2 separate regions of the Homo sapiens genome follow, and region 2 is linked to region 1. Evidence: read pairs that join two places in POLR2A ChIA-PET (ENCODE). Cell type or tissue: PC-9. All regions are shown on one strand. Links, peaks and the distances in the headings refer to the core of each region. The heading gives the core; the rest is flanking DNA.

What was found. ChIA-PET counts read pairs that join two places held together with the same protein. Peaks named below come from ENCODE experiments on the same cell type or tissue, not always from the same donor. Only the 100,000 strongest peaks of a DNase experiment are listed, where the experiment ranks them.
Region 2: POLR2A ChIA-PET joins it to region 1 with 11 read pairs; 2 of 35 experiments call an interaction of 5 or more read pairs at or near these places.

Annotation. Positions count from the first base shown.
Region 1 is chr9:89,074,095-89,079,467 of GRCh38, forward strand. SHC3 (SHC adaptor protein 3) reads right to left here. Exons shown (of 12, transcript NM_016848.6): 3 at 3,746-3,809; 4 at 1,015-1,134. Among named protein-coding and RNA genes, the nearest start is that of S1PR3, 85 kb to the left of the region's middle. RefSeq lists a silencer at 3,194-3,804. In PC-9, for the core only: no CTCF peak of the experiment used is centred there; no DNase peak of the experiment used is centred there.
Region 2 is chr9:89,019,696-89,025,068 of GRCh38, forward strand. All of the region lies in intron 11 of SHC3 (SHC adaptor protein 3), which reads right to left. Among named protein-coding and RNA genes, the nearest start is that of S1PR3, 31 kb to the left of the region's middle. In PC-9, for the core only: no CTCF peak of the experiment used is centred there; DNase peaks (open chromatin) are centred at 1,656 and 2,726; H3K4me3 peaks cover 702 bases; H3K27ac peaks cover 3,302 bases.

The sequences.
Region 1 (5,373 bases), core at 180-5,179:
TGTGCTAGATCCAGGATTTATTTCAACATCTTGGGTGGCAGGTGGAGGAATAAATGAAGCTGGAGATGCTGCTCACTAACCTGGGGAATATGGAAGTCAATCAACAGAAGTATGTATAGTAACATAAAGGTCACTGCGGGCATCCCTGGTGACAATGTCGGAATCAGGTAGAGTATTATATAGAGAGGTCCCATCCGAGCTCCAGCTCCGATAGCCAGCCCCAGAAGCTGAGCCGGGGCACAGCAAGGGAGGAGAGTCCACACTCCACACCCCCCTGGATACTGCTCAAGCATTTCACCTCCTGCGCCTCATTTGACCTTCAGAAGTGCCTTGTTGGTAGCTAAAATAGCTACTCAAACACCTATTTTTCCAGCTAAAGAAATTAATGATGACTAGATCAGAGAAATCTAAAAGATAGACATTGTGCAGGAACGCAACCATCCTCAATAAAATTAGCCTTAATTAACACTGTGGCTGTGGTGTCTCAGTCAGCTCCAAATTCATTCCACATTGGCTATTCCATAGACAACACCACTTCTTATTACCCCTACAACACTATGTACTACAAGATGCTCCAAAACAATGAGCCACTAAAGCAAAAAAAAAAAAAAAAAAAAAAAAATCACCAATTAGACCATGACATGCCGTCCACTTCAAAGGTAATAAAATAAAATATGGCCTGTAAAACCAATTAAATATGGTGTAAAAGAAAAAAATAAGGGCAAGGACATTAAGAAGAGACTTTGCACACACATCATTTTTTTTTTTTTACATTGCAAGTAAACCAATGATTTTGTGCATTATACTCCAAAGAAATAAAAAGCAGAATTAAAGAGAGCCAATTTCATTTATCATTCTCTTGGTGATCCTTCAAAGTGGCCAAAGTTCATACTCTAGTAAAAATTTGACACAAAATATGCTATGTGAGCTCAGTAAAGCTGCAAGGAAGAAGCCTGCGAAACACTCATCACCTGGGGCTGTGGGCAGGGACAGGGGATCTGAGCACCCATGTACCTGTTTGGAGTCCGGAGTTCGCAGGTTCAGACTGGCCGTGGAGATGGTCAGAGAGATGCTCATTCCCGCAAACTGGAGGTTGCTCTTTCCCAAGATGCTGGACAGCATTTTGCTTGGAGGCTGTGAAATTAAAGAGCATTATTTTAGCTGTTTCATTTCCATCTCAAAGGGTGGGGATGTGGATGCCTGCCATACCCCTAAACTCTCACTAACTGTTCCTCCCTCCTTAGGCATAAGAAGACAAAATGTGAAATGAATAAGCTGGGAGTAGGGGGATCCGAAGCTAATAAGCAAATTTTAGAATATGCAACATGCAAATTATAAACCATATAATATGCAAATGCTGAGGTGAAAACTCTTGCAGGCAGGCAGAGGCATCAGTCTTCCAGGCCTTTTCTCTGGCCCTGTTGGGAAGTGTCTCATGGAGAAGTCCTCATATGTAAACCTGGGGAAAGCCCATCACATTTTGTACGCTCAGCAACCTGGTATCATCACACCTACTTCAGAGGAAGAGTCAAACTAACTTAGAGGAAGACTAAAGCAGGCCAGCTCTAGGGGATTACAAGAATCCCAGAGAGATGCAAGGATGTTCGCGGCCGAAGGGAATGGACCACAAATTTTTTGGAGCAAACACTCTCCCTGGTCAAGGTTCTCATGGACTGTCCTCTTAAAAACCCATGGGCCTAGAGCCAGCATAAGGATAGATAGACATGGCCTGGCTGTAACTGGTATACAGTTCCCATTACCCTGTCAGAAATGTCCTTACAGGGGACTGACAGCTGTGTTTTGGGGCCAGGGACCTTCTTCCTAGGTACCTGGGTGGGCAATGCCCTTTGGTACCAACCCATCCCTTCTTTTTGGATTAGAACACTCTCTCTTTTGATATGCTAATTAGTTCCTAACCAGGTGCACACCCTTTTTAATCCCCTGAAGGAGATATTTAAAAACAGAGATGCTGAGGCCCCACCCATGAGATTCTGGGTGGAGCCAAGAAACGGGCATCGTTTCCACCAAGAGAACCATGAGGATGCCCCAGGATGAGCTGGGACCTGGAAGATGAGATTCCCCTTCTTCGTTCTCAGTTGCCGTCCTAGTTCCTATAGTGGAGACTCTGGAGCCTTACTTGGTTCCCCATGGACTGGCCAGAACATGGGCTGGCACATCTGAGTCTTCATTCAGAGTTCTCTTCCGAAACCCAGCTGCCCTGTGGGTGCGTGAAAGTCCCCAAGCTCTGAAGACAGAAACAAGCTTGAGCCTGGGATCAGCAGAGCCACACATGCAGCTGCCCAGATGATCTGGAATCAGGAATGTGCAACCTCAGGGCAGATTCAGAGGTTCTTTGAAGGACGCTTTCTCCACAATTCAGGTTAGGCATAGAAAAGCCTTGATTGTGGATTTAGCTGGGTATTCACTAGACAACTTAACTGAAGAGGTTTTCATGGTTTCTCCTAATCCAGGCTTTTTTTTTTTCCTTCTGACTCAAATATCTTCAGGATGAAAAGTCCTAGTGCAGTGTTTGAACATGCAGCCTGTGGAGCCCAGCCCTCTGAGCTTGCTCTCAGACAACATCTACCTGCATTGTGGCCTTTCCCCTCCGTTCACAGTTGTCATCATCTGTAATACGGGGATATCCAGTGGTATTCTAGTGCTGGCTTGGCCCAGCTGATGGGAGCCAATTATTAAATTTTTCAGAATTTTATAATCTGACTATTAATCACAGCTGTTATTAAAAATGAATGTATGTAAACTTACAATTAAATAAATTACCTTTAAAAAAACAGACAATAGGGCCGGGCATGGTGGCTCACACCTGTAATCCCAACACTTTGGGAAGCCAAGGCGGGTGGATCACGAGGTCAAGAGGTCGAGACCATCCTGGCCAATACAGTGAAACCCCATCTCTACTAAAAATACAAAAATTAGCTGGGCATGGTGGCGCACACCTGTAATCCCAGCTACTCGGGAGGCTGAGCCAGGAGAATCGCTTGAACCCAGGAGGCGGAGATTTCAGTCAGCCAAGATCACGCCACTGCACTCCAGCCCGGGGGATAGAGCGAGACTCTGTCTCAAAAAAACAAAAAAAAAAACAAAAAAAAACAGACAATAAATGCTCAACATGCATCACTTCCTAATTCTTTTGCTGCATTAACTACTAACTGTTTTTCAAGTTATTTATGCCCACAGTACCTGTATGGCAGAAACATTATACAACCATGAGCTACTACATATCTCTTCCCGACTCTGTTTTCACGGGATATAATTTTGAGAAATTGAAATCGGCCACAGCAGAGGTATTGACATCACACAAATCAGAAAATGCTACAAACTTTCTTTTTCATTCCCCTGCCCAACCTGGAGAGCTGGTTGTTAAACATTTACCAGCACACCACTGGGGATATCTAACTCAGTTGTTGTAGTTAAGTAAATTGATGTATTGAAAGTGCTTAAAGGAAAGCCTGACCCTGTTTTAAGTGTCTGTTGTTATCATTATCTTCAGAGTTTAAGCCACAGTGAATGAGTAACCAGGGTGTCTACTTCTGAGACAGGGACAGCTAACTGTCCTCAACCACGTGAGAGAGAAAGCAATCTAAGCCCTTTCTGCTTTTAGAAGTAGCAAGCGCCGGGCCACAGAAAGAGGACAATGAATAATTCTGTGTGACTGAAGATACCGAGTGGCAAAAAAGAGGAAGTAGAGGAGACACAGTTAGACACAGAGCATTGAGGACAGTACCTTTCTCTTCTTGAAGGCTCCCTTCGCACCAGGCACAGCTTCACAGACGCGGCTGATGGCTTCCCTTAGGACAGGAAGAAAAAGCAATTTTATTACGTGTCAGTCGGGATTATGGAACCCAGAGATGCTACACTTGCACATCCAAAGAAAATAACTGCCTGTTTATTTCAGTATAGAAAACAGAGCTGCCAATTTGGGAGTCATCCGATTCTTCTTCTAAAACACAAAACTAAACAAAACGCAAACAGGTCATCGTAAAACCTCTCCTGGCAATATTCTAGTTCTCTTTGTTGTGGTGGCTGGATACTAACAATGTCATCTGTGTCAATGCTACACTTTTTTTTTTTTTTACATTTTGCTAAGATTCTATTTTTGTAAGTCAGCACCCTAAAATATTCTCTTCCCGACACTGTGATGCTATCTATCTCCATGGCTTTGGTCAGGACATCAGGCCCAAACCTAATCAACCACCTTGATTGATTGAGATCCTTCTTAAGTGAGTTAGAATGTAATTAAAAGAAACATGGTCATCCCGAGTTTTATTCCCAGTTTCTGCGGTTAGTGAATCTTACAAAATCAAGAGGGGTTGGAAGGAGAAGAGGAACTGCAGGGTGTATAAAGAACCCGGCAGTGAGGTGATGTGCAGGGCAGTTCCATGGAACCGCACTGGTGAGGCTGCTGGGACGTGCAGGCATGGGTCCCGGTGGAGGAGGCAGAGTGTCCTGGTGCTGAGTGGCCGGGGGCAAGAGTCCAACACGTGGTTCTGCATGGGGCAGGAGGACCCCAGAGGGTGAGGAAGCAAGACAGGATGGTCACAGCTGAGGGCTAGGGTGGCAGGAAGGGAATGCTGGAGAGGAAACACAGCTCAACCTCATGATCCAGCCTAAGTGAGAAATGCCTGGGAGGTGGGCAAAGGTGGTTCCAAGTCAGGGGTCCAGAAAGGAGCTGGTGACCCTTCCCACTCACACATGGAGGAGAAAATACTACTGCATAGAAAAAAATCAACAGGGACTTGGAGACACGGTGAACAAGAGAAGATAATAGGTCCTCAGAAACATTCTATAAACTTTCCGAGCTCAATACTTCTTCAGATTAATTTCTACCATGTGGACGAAAAATAATCACCATAACAACACAGTGCTTTGAAGAGAAATATGTCCATATCAGTTACGCAACAGACTATCAGGACAAGCTTCCCATTTGCCACTCAATTTATTGTAGAGAGCAGGGAAGGAAACATTTTCCTAAAAGCTCAGATGCCAGGAAAACCGTAGGCAATGAATCATCATGACATGGAAAAAGTGAAGCAAGAAACAAATGTTTTTGATGTTTATGCTTACTCTTATTCATTTTATAATAATATTCTAACTGTGTTTCTATCAAAGTGACCAATCACGTATCATCTAAAGTACTTTCTAAAAGCTAACTTCTTATTAAAGAAGGTCAAATTGTCTCTTTACAGAACTATATAAACCCATTATCTATATTTTATGTTTAATTTTTAGAAAACCAGTACAGTGAATCGCTGCATTGTATTTCTTATATTAAGTGACATACTTAGTTGAGCAAGGCAGCTAAACCTCTGATGGTTCCAGCAGGGTAGAAAGATATTACATGCTGAAGTGTCT
Region 2 (5,373 bases), core at 172-5,171, 54 kb before region 1:
ATACCTATGAGATCTACATGAGGAAAACTACAAAAGTCCAATAAAAGAAATCAAAGAAGAACTAAATAAATGAAGAGATATTTCATATTTATGGATAGGAATACTCAATATTGTCAAGGTGTCAGTTCTTTGCAATATTTATTAAATAATATCAAATACAGTCTATTTAAAAACAAAAATAATAAATGAATATTCAGCTTGAGAGCACTGGGTGGGACTCGGTTTTCAGGGAGAGAAGCTGGAGGAAGTGAGGTTTTACAAAGAAACGAAAGCAACATCTACTCCTAAAACAAGGGCACTTTGGAGCCTCTGGAATGGTTCATAGTAAGGAATTACTTCTTTGATTTGATTTTTGTAGACCTTTACTGTTAAAAATGTGTATTGTTTTTAGGTAGAGATCCCCAAGGTTTCACAGCAGCTTAATTAAAATATGCTTCTTCCCTAGGCTAGGGCAGAAATGCACACTCAGCTCTGTGTGGCCTGTGGTCAGCAGGCATCACCCCCAGTGCCCAAAAGTAAGGAGAGTGGGGGTCAGGTTAAGGGGTGAAAGAGGGAGAGGTGACAGGGGGTTGGAAGGTGGAAGATAGGAAGGGTGGGGGTGAGAGGTGAAGGTGGAGGGTGAGAGGCAGCAGGGCAGGGAGGTGGGGTGCCAGTTGTGGGGCAGGCTCCTTTGTGCCACATTGTGGGTGTGGGGGCCTCTGTGGTCTGTGGACAACAGCAGGTCTGACTTGTCATATTCATCCTTCCCTCTGGGCCTCCTTCAGGTCCCCAGGTGGTTGGTGGGAAGGTGAGGGCTCCTCCTCTGGCTGTGACGTACGTCCATGTCAAAGCAGGACAAAACAGGGACAGTTTCTGGTGCCAGGATCTAGGGGGACACTAAACTATCACCAGCAACAGAATGAGACAGATAAATCATCCTTACCGAAGCTCTTGCAGGGGCTGGCACAAAACCGCCCTCATGTGCAGTAGGAGATGCAGGCCCAGGAGGAGAGCAAAATGGGCAGGCCAACCTCAGTATGTGGGTGTTGTGAGTGGAATGTACAGGCATAGGGGAGGGGACACAGGTGAGTCCCCCTCACCAACTCTCCATGTCTCCTCCATCAGCAGTGACTAAGCTGGGCACAAATGTCTGTTTGCAGGGTTGTGTGTCTGGGTGGAGCTCTGCCACTGGGTGCGGTACCTTGGTGATCCTCCAAAGTGCCCAGTGGTGGAAGGATGCAGGGGAGAGCCTCCTGCCCTATGGTGGCACACATGGGCCTCATGAGGACACTCAGGGCTTGGGGAGGTGCCCAGGGGAGCTGTAGGGATCTGCTGAGCTGCAGCCCCAGTTTGACCTCACAGGGACATTTCGCACTGAGCTTCAGCGCCCACACAGGAGATGCCCGCCAGTTGCACCAGCCTTCTGGAACACTAATATTCTAGCAGAATCAGGTTTGAAACTTTTGTTCCAACTGTATGGAAAGTACACTCGTGTTAGTATTGACTATCATCACTGCCAATTCTACCTTAAAAATGATTTTTCAGGAGCTCTGCAGCTGGATAGAGGGGTAGTCTCCTTCTGCCTCAGGGAAAAGCCCAGGCTACCTTGGGAACTGTGCCATCTCCATGAAACCTCCAGGACAGCATTTGATGAGTCACTGCTCCAGAAACCACAAAGAAGTCTTCACTCAGCTGCCAGAGTAGGGAGGCCAACACCACCGCACTCAATGTCCCCACAGCCATGACCTCAGTGACCAAAGACAGCACCAGATCGGCTCACAGAGTGGAAGGCCTAGGCCCAGGTCACCTCTGGGAAAGCACAGCTGACCCACAAAACTAACCTGAAACCTGTGTAAAAACCCACAAACCAGAAGCAAAGCAGAGAGAGAGAAGGAAGTACCGCAGGAAAGTGAGCAGTGGCTCTCCCTGAACCCTGCCTGGATGCCAGGGCTCACCTGCCTTGGGCCATCCCAGGTGAGGCTCCTCTGTCCTGCACCAGGTGGAAACTGAGGGTTTCCAGCACCCCTCGGGGCCAGTAGAACACAGTGCTAGGAATCGGAACCTTGAGAGATGGAGGGCTACTTCCGCATTGCCTGTTGTTGCCCTCTAAGACGTTTCTTTTTTAGCCATGGAAAAACTCTGTCACACACAGCCCTACCTGGATACCCAGGATATATGACTTGGGAATAAAATGGGAGGAGGTCGGCCCTGGAGCATTCTCAGGACTCTGCCTGCCCCTGGGGGCTTCCAGAGCAAGACTACGGGGTGGTCTTTCCCACTCAGAACTTGTAAGTCACACGACTTGCCCGAGCCAGAGGTGACTGAATGGGCTGCGTAATTTCCATATTTCCTTTGTAGCGAACAAAGGCACAATGTCAATGAGAGAAGTCAGCTGGTCCTCCAGCAAACAGAACTGAGGCCTCAGTTCATTTTGCTGAGCAGGGAACTCCGCCCCACCCCACATCCCAACAGGGCTGGACCATGATCTTAGCCAAGACCCAGGGCAGGAACCTGAAGAGCCTCGGGCACTATTTAAACACTTTGGCGGTCCTGTCGGGGCTCCAGGAGCCTAGAAGGAGATTCAAGGACACTTCAGTGCAGGAAGGGAGGGTTGGGGGAGGGGGGAAATTCCTACAGTGGGGAAAGCTCAGACCTCCCACTTCCTTCTTCAAAGCCTGCTCCACCAGTCTGGCCACCGTCACCTGTGGCTTTGCGGCGGGATAGGTAGTCAAGGAAGTTTTTGGGACGTGGCAACCGTGGGACGTACAGTCAACACAATAAGCCTCAGCATTCACACTGTAGTCCAGCTAATTCAAGCACAGCTATCTTCAGTAAGGAATTTCCCCCTCTAGAGAGCATGCGCACTTTAATTTTAGTTGTCCTCAGAATGACCCTTTGCTCATCATAATAGCAAAAAAACACAACCCTGGGTGGAGATTTAAGATGCTAATGAGATGTGACTTATGAACAAGCATGTACAGCTACTGCGCATGTGCACCCAGAGGACCATCCGAACATGCTTATAGCAACACCTCCTTATGAAAAATCATGAAAGCCTCCCATAAAGGGAGTCTCCCCTAGTGCCCGTCTTTAAAATAAGTGCCTAGTGCACTTATTTTAAGTGCATCTTATTTATTTATGGATTTGTCTCATCCTTACCCCGAAGCCTGCCCTGAATTCTCTTACGGTGTACTGTCTATTCTGCACCTAACTTTCAAAATATTCTTTCTCCTTTGTAATAAATTGCACTATTTTGCACCTCCCTTGCTGTGTTGTCTTTTGCTCAAATTCTTCTAAATCAAGAAGACAAGAACTGAGGTCTCACAACAACCATAAACAGCTTGGAAGGTTTTTCCAGGCATGTGATGGGTTTGAGTGAGTCAGCCACCCCTGGCCTTGCCTTCTTTGGAAGGGAGGGCAGGCGCAGGCTTCCTCTATGAGAAGCGAACACTCAGGGAGAGAGGTCAGCCTGGGGCCTCAGGCCCACCCTGATCTTAGCATGAGAGCTGATTGCCCTTCAGGAGTCAGCAGCCCAGAATAAACTCTGAGGCCAGCTTGATAAGCCTTATCAACAAGGTCTCTTTGAGTTGCTTACAATATTTTTAATCATCTGAGAAAGTCTCAGAGTAGAAGAAAATCAGATCCCACAGATCAAAGCTGCCAGCAGCTCAGTGGGAAGGAATCAAGCTCCATGCATTCAGAAAGGCTGGGTTTATTTAGGCCCAAGGATGCTTGGGAGCCTGAGAAGCAACTCAGAAGTGTGGGAAATTAAAATCGTTAAGAAATATGCAGCATATTCTGATTTCCCAAATCTGCCATTGAGGCCATAACCAATCTTACTGTTTCTCTTCTCTGCCACAACCTCCAGAAAACTGCTTGGCTTGGGGGAGGTGGAACTTCTTCCTGGCTACTTCTTTTACCATCTATTCTTACATACTTTCCAGAAATTCAGTAGAAATTAATTTTTCAAATTTTATTCATCCAAGCATCTAGATGATCCACTTCTGTGTTTAACTGGCCATAGACAGCAGAACAGAATCAGAAGGTATGACCACATAGAGAAAAACCACTGGTCAAGATATCACAAGTCATCAGTTCAAATCCTGTTTCTACTGCTAATGTGCTCTGTTTGCCTGACAAGTTACCTAACATATCCTTCCTCATTTTTAAAAGGGTCTGTTGCCTAGACCTGTGGTTCCCAACTCTAGCCCCTGAAGGGCTTGTGAAAGTTCAGACTACTGCCTCATCTCCATCCCACACATCCAGGCCCCATTCCGAGTTCCTGACTCAGCAGATCTGGGGTGGGAGCTGAGGATCTCGTTTCTAAGCAAGCTCTCTGATGCTGAAGCTGCTAGATTAATGGCTGGCCTAGAACAGCAGCTCCAGCTGTGGGTGTGATTCGTAAGTTACCTGTAATGCAACAATGCCTTCCCAGTTCACTCAGCCCCCTCTCATGGTCCAATCAGAAACAAACAGCCCCTCTCAGGATGCTCCCCTGATGTGTAAAGGGCATGGTCATCCCAAGCCATTACCCTTGAAGCCCTTTCTCTCCTGGGTGCACAAGCAGCATCCTGTGCATCTTATTTATTTATGGATTTGTTTATTTTTATTTATTTATTTAGAAACAGGGTTTCATTCTGTCACCCAGGCTGGAGTGCAATGGTACGATCATAGTTCACTACAGCCTCAAACCCCTGGGCTCAAGCCATCCTCCTGCCTCAGCCTCCTGAGTAGCTGGGACTACAGGTGCACTCCACCACTCCCTGTGTGCGTTATTAAATACTGCCTGTCCTGCTCAGTCCAGTGCAGTGACAAGTGAGGAGAAGACAGTTTTGAGCACCTGCCACAACTTGGCCTGCCACCTGCTAATGACACTCCTTATAGGAAGTTACTGACCTCTCTGTAAGATGGCTATCGCGAGTCCTGCTTCACAGGACCGTTTTCAGAATGAAAGGATTAATACAAGTGAAGTAGTTAGTACAGTGCGTGGCATCAAGGACATGCTGGGGAACATTTGCTATTCCTATTTTCTTACCCACACTGCACAGTTTAACCTTACACTGGAGGTGATGGCATCCCAGAAGGATTCTGAGCAGGGAATGGACATCAGCAGAGCCTCCTGCAGGGTGGGCTGGGGCTGTCACTGGGAGTCCAGGTGGGTCAGGAGGAAGAGGCAGCTTACAGGGATATTTAGGGGAGTTTGTTCAGCATCTGAATGCAGAGTATGAGAAGAGAGGTGTGGTGTGGCGGGGAACCCAGGAGGGGCAGCTGGGGCTGAGGAGGTGGGGACAACACCTTCCACTGCAGACGCCATGGGCTTCAATTGCCTGGGAAACGTGTAAGTGGAGTTGCCCTGTGGGCAGTTAGAAATACTGGTTAAAATTTTTCCATTAA